Regions from separate parts of the Homo sapiens genome. Here region 2 is linked to region 1. A link is a contact called in ENCODE Hi-C data. All regions are on one chromosome and are shown on one strand. The core of a region is the stretch at or near the end of the contact, and the rest is flanking DNA. Distances in the headings are between cores, read along the strand shown.

Evidence for each region. Hi-C counts contacts between places; a loop is a spot of excess contacts on that map. Pooled maps may share reads with other maps.
Region 2: a loop to region 1 is called in a pooled map, with 3 times the contacts of the local background. The contact joins two enhancer-like sites. A Hi-C loop is called at or near these places in 1 of 50 pooled maps.

The regions. Positions count from the first base shown.
Region 1 is chr10:76,085,393-76,088,092 of GRCh38, reverse strand. All of the region lies in intron 5 of LRMDA (leucine rich melanocyte differentiation associated), which reads right to left. Among named protein-coding and RNA genes, the nearest start is that of MIR606, 530 kb to the right of the region's middle. Within about 2 kb of position 1,325, at least 11 of the 41 ENCODE cell types and tissues checked have a DNase peak (open chromatin) inside an H3K27ac peak, as active enhancers do.
Region 2 is chr10:76,148,714-76,151,688 of GRCh38, reverse strand. The region is part of intron 5 of LRMDA (leucine rich melanocyte differentiation associated); the gene reads right to left. Among named protein-coding and RNA genes, the nearest start is that of MIR606, 600 kb to the right of the region's middle. RefSeq lists an enhancer at 1,239-2,147. Within about 2 kb of position 1,493, at least 7 of the 41 ENCODE cell types and tissues checked have a DNase peak (open chromatin) inside an H3K27ac peak, as active enhancers do.

The DNA.
Region 1 (2,700 bases), core at 76-2,575:
GCTGGAGTGCAGTGGTATAATCACGGCTCACTGTAGCCTCAACCTCCCGGGTTCAAGTGATACTCCCACCTGAGCCTCCCAAGTAGCTGGGACTATAGGTACACCTTGTCCAGATAATTTTTTGTTTGTTTGTTTTGTAGAGACAGGGTCTGCATGTTGCCCAGGCTGGTCTTGAACTCCCAGGCTCAAGCAATCCTTCCACTCTAGCCTCCCAAAGTGCTGGTATAACAGGTGTGAGCCACCACATTTGGCCAGTTAAGAGTTCTTGCTATATTTTCAAACACTGAGGAAATCAAAGTTTGTGTCACTGAGCAATGGAATAATGATTGCTGGTTTATCTTTTCCTTCCTTTTGGGCCCCTCTATTTGCAGTTCATTGGTCCTGTTTTTGGCCTACAGAGTAGGACAACAGACACGGATCCCTCTTCCACATGAAGCCCTTCCAATATTGAACACAGTACCTCTGGCATCCCCCTTAGCTCTTCATTCTCCAGGCTAAATTCCCATCTCTCTCTACAGCTACACTGAGGACCTGGCTTTGAGGGACCCCAATCACCCTCCCAAGATGATCCTGTATGACTAACCTTGCTGGGTAGATGGAAATTTTTGTCTCTCTTGGGATAATTACCAGCATAGGGTGTGGTATGCAAAAGCTTACGCTATGCAGAAGTTATAGAGAACACAAAGGCATAAAATTAATGTCAGGGCTTCTAGGAACCTCAGAGATAACCCAGTCCCCACTCTGTTTGTAGAGAATCTGAAAGTCGCAGAACAAGTAAGTGGCAAAACCTGGTCAAAAGCCTTGGCCCTACAATTCCTAGGACAGAACAAACAGTTCTGCCCTACACTGCTTCCTCGGATGAAGACAGCTAGTACCTGACCTCTGTTTTCCCTGCTACAACGAGACTACCCCTGTGTAATTCCTCTACCTGACACTGGGGTGCACTGGCATGCCACCCGCCCCACCAGGCAGATCTGAATGTCTGCCAATGCTGGGGATGATTTACAGGGCCTGTCTGGGAGATGATTTTCCAAGAAAACACTCCATATAATTGGCCTTTGGTATATCTCCTCAGTGGTGATTTATTTCTGTCGGACAAGCCAAAGAACGTCTCTCCCCACCTCTGCAAAGCCTCCGGTCCCTGGCCTCAAAGTTCAGCAAGTTTCTGGCCAGAGAATGTTCTTCCTCTCCACCCACTCAGCCCTTTTTTCTGTGGTTTGCAATCTCATTTTGCTAAATATACTGAGATGCCCTGTACACAGCGGTCTGCAGTTCTAGAATGTGCCTGACTTCCTTTGGCTGGGAGCATCACTCATAAATCACTGTGCTAGCAGCTGCCATCCATTTATATCCATGACCTATCAGGACTGAAAGCTCAAGTTCTTCCACGGTGATGCCTTTTTCATTCGGGCCCCTCCACGAGAGTAAAACGCTCTCTCTCCCACACATATACACATGAGTATTTAGCTGTGTGGTAGCCACAGAGAAGGGACTTGGTGAACACTTACTGAATAGAGTGTATAGAAATATTCAAAGAGTAACTTTAAACTTGGCCACTTACTTACGAGTGTTGACTGACAATTGCATGCCTAAGCTAAACTGCTCTGAATACAAACCTGAATGATGAGTTTGATGAAGAACATTCTCAGTGGAGGAAACTAGGGCTTGTTTGAAGAAATAAACAGTGAATTTTCCCAGCCTTGCAAACAGCTTCTGACATTTACCAGCCCACAGCTGCTTTTTACCAGCCCCATTGACATAGCCATTCCCTAGAAGTCCCTGAAGGATTTCCAGAGGTAAGACAATCCCAGAGAAGGAAAGGCAGAAAGTATGGGTTGGTGAGAGTGAACTCTTTCCCAAAAGTTGGGAGGGGTGCTCCAGTTAAACTCACCCCACTTAGCAGGCGCCCCAGCAAGGAAGTGCTCTGAACTCACGAAGTAACTGGGCTTTCCTGAGAATGGGGTAAGGCGAGGAACTAGAAAAAAATCAGAATATGTGTTCACTGGTCCCCAGAAGAGAAATTTGGTTTTATGCATGTCAAGGGAAGTCTTTAAACTTGAGAAGACTATAAAATTGGGCGGGGGGTGGTGCAGAAGAGTGAAGCATGAGAAGGAGGAGGTGGGAGGAGTTGGTGACTGATCCCCATTGCTGGGAACAGCTGCTGGGGCAGATGCTTGTGTTTTGTCAAATATTCCTCTGTCTATAGAGGCTATCTGCAGGTGAAATCCTTCATGAGGAAGAGGATGGGGGTGTGAGTGTGAGGGAGAGCGGGGAGGAAGCCAGGATCACTAGAAAAGATGGCTATGTTTAGCTTACATGGAAACAAACACCTGAGGCCAAGTCTTCCCTGCAGACCAGGACTTTCCAGGCAGGACTGTCCTCCCTTGGCTGTCCCAGGCAGACCAACATCCCACAGCATTCTGCAGCAAGACGCTGGGAGACAGGAAAGAGACCGACTCTCCAAGGACACAGGGTCAGGGTAAGGCTTAGAGAAAGGAAAGTCACCATCCCTGTGAGGTAGGGGCCAGGGGAAAGTAAAGCGACCCCTCCCTCCACCCCAGCCCCAGCCAGGCCATTCTTCAGGAGTGTGTGGGGCGAGCAGACTTGATCTTGGCTGGTGAAAGAGGCTTTCTCCTCCCAGCTGCTCCAGGGGACTGCTGGAAAATACAGCGCAAGATTGCATTACCAATTTCTGTTGGC
Region 2 (2,975 bases), core at 244-2,743, 63 kb before region 1:
AAATTTACAACAACAACAAAAAATACTTTTCTCTTGTTAACCTATCTTTTGGCAATCTAATTTACAGGGCCCTGGCCAATGAGCCTAGAATGGGTAGAGGGAAATATATTTTTTTCCTCCCCCACACATAAAATAAATATCTGTTTGGCCCCTGATATGTGCCAGGCGACGATCAAGAGCTAAGTGCAAAGGATACAAGAGGTTTACATTCTAGTATCAAACAGACAAGAAATACAAACAAATACGATTATTTCAAATAGCGACAGATGCCTTGGAGGGGAAAAAAAAACTGGGTAATGGAATAGAGGTAACTGAGGGATGGCTGTGGGCTTAGGCAACTGCTTTAGAAAACGTGGTCGGGGAGACCTCTTTCAGAAGAACAGTAGCAAGCCGCATAACTGTTTAATAAGCTGATATAGCTGTACCTAAAATAGTTGGCTCCACAAAATGTCCAACAGCAAAGGAAAATCAGGATCCTACTGGAGGGTGTAAAAGTCACCAAAAGCTGACAACGAAGATCTTCACAGGAAATGTACACAGGAAATGTAAACATATAGGTTGGAGGAGCCCCCTTGAGCCCTACGTCTGAAGCTGCCACCCCTGCCTGTGCCTGCTCAGGTCTGGATGACCCAGCTGGGTGTTCAGAGGTGCATACAGGGCGCTTGGATTCTGCTGCCCGGCTGGGTCTTAATGGAGAGCCTCTATTAATTATCTGAGCACTGGCATCACTCCCCTGGACTCAAAGCTAAATAAAGCCACCCCAGTTGCTTGGCCGCAAGCTCTCGAAGGTTTAAACAAAACTGCGTCTCAGTGGATGCAGCATTTGGCGCTTATCTAAAAGTTTTAACGTCTTTTCGCAGTTAATAATTAGCTCTGCCTTGGTCCTCACAAAGGGTGCCACCAAAACAAAAGCAGACGTTAAGTGTGTTCGCTATCCTTGCCACCGGTATAAATAGGCAAAGGGATGATTAATGAATGGGGGGGATTTAAACACAACAGTGAACAAAGACAAAGGCCCAAGGCTCGATCGACTGCCCACAAACTGAGACAGGCTGTATCCAGAGAGAAGCTGCAGAAAGCCACACACACAAACATCCGCTTAATGGACAGGTTGTGAAGACTTCATTTAACCTTGCGTTATGACAGCCGTAGTGTTTTATTAACATTCTGACATGTTAAGGGGCCAGGGTCAGCGGAGGCAAAACCATGCATTGCTGAGGGAGTTTCCTGGCAGGGGAGGGGAAGGCACATTTTTGTGTGGGTGACCGAAAGAAAACAGAGCAGGTCCAAGCACATTCCACAACACCCTTCAGGCCCCCTTTGTGAGGTGGGGCTAGAGCCACATTTTAAAAGAGTTGTTTGGATGTCAAACAAAGCAGATGAGGCACCCACACGCATGCCCAGCCTTTGACAAGGCCTGTCCACGCCTCAGAGTGGCCACATTAGAACCTGGGCTAGGCTTTAGCACTGACTCATAAAGAAGGCTGCTCAGAGGCATCTGCCACAGAAGTGTGTAGCGCGGAGGGGCTTTTGGCAGCCATTTGCAGACACAGGAGGGTTTGCCGCTGGTTGGCAGCCTTTAGTTAGTTCTAAGAGGAAACTTCCCCCCAAGGAGACAGCAGTAGCCCAGTGTGTTTGACCAGCTGGATTTTGAGCTTCTGGCTAGAGATGAGCCTGTGGGAAGCAGCAAATGGCCAAACCCTAGGGAGCCCTGGTTGGTCCACCTCTCTCTTTATAACCTTTCTTCTCCCTCCCAGGGCTTCCCCTCATCAACCAGGTGCCCATTCCCACAGGCTCTGTTTCCAACCAGGTGTCTGATGGGGAAGGATCTGATCAATTAATCCCTGTGGAAGATTTAGGTGATAATGAGCTTAAAGGCTCTCCCCACCCCCTCCAGGGACATTTGCATTTTAATGGAAGACTCCAACAGACCCAAAGGCATTCAAGAACTATAGCAGTGAAACAGTAATTGTGGAGTTTTAGGCTCTAAGGGAGGCCAGAACAGAGATATTTATGGGCTTGAGGAGCTTCCTGGTCTCCCCACAGTCACACTACGGAGACCCCTGCCAAAATTTGTAGGCTTTTATTTCATCTTTTCTCTGCCTACATTACTTAGGTATTGGAAATATCACCTGAGAAAATGGAGGCCAAATGCTTTAAAGAAACACCCAAAAGAATGTGATGATTATGATTTACTAAATGACAAAAATGTAGACCAGAGCATACTCTCTGTGATCAACACCCTTAAATAACAGATGAGGAAATGGAAACACTGAAAAATGAGGTTTTCATGTGAGTCACTCAGCCAATCACTTACAGAGCTAGGACCAGGCACTGACTCTCCTGATTCAAGACCAAGGCTTTTTCTACTGCACTGTAAGAATGACTTCTCTTCCGTCCTCACAGCACATCCTAATCACTCCTTGACTGCTGCATTACAGATGATCATATTATTTAATTTGTGTTTTATAGCTTTACAGTAATCTACTGCTTTGTTAGTGCAAAGGAGATACAGAATTCCAGTTCTGGAAAAATCACCTAAGGGAAGATGAACATTCAAACCAAAATTCTAGGGGATACCACTTTACACCCACTTAATTGTCCTCAAAAATAATAAATTGGACAATAAGAAGTGCTGGAGAAAATGTATATACACAGAAACTCTACTATTTTGCTGGTGGGAATGTTAAACTAGAACAACTGTTTGGAAAACAGATTGGTATTTTCTAGTAAAGTTAAAAGTATGCATAACTAAAGACTCAGCGACTCTATTCCAAGAGAAACTCTAGGTCATGTGCACCAGGAGATGCTTGTAGGCCTGTTCAAAATAAGCAACAGTAAAGATAATAACGGAGGAGCCAAGATGGCCGAAAAGGAACACCTCCGATCTACAGCTCCGAGCGTGAGCAACACAGAAGATGGGTGATTTCTGCATTTCCAACTGAGGTACCGGGTTCATCTCACTGGGGAGTGCC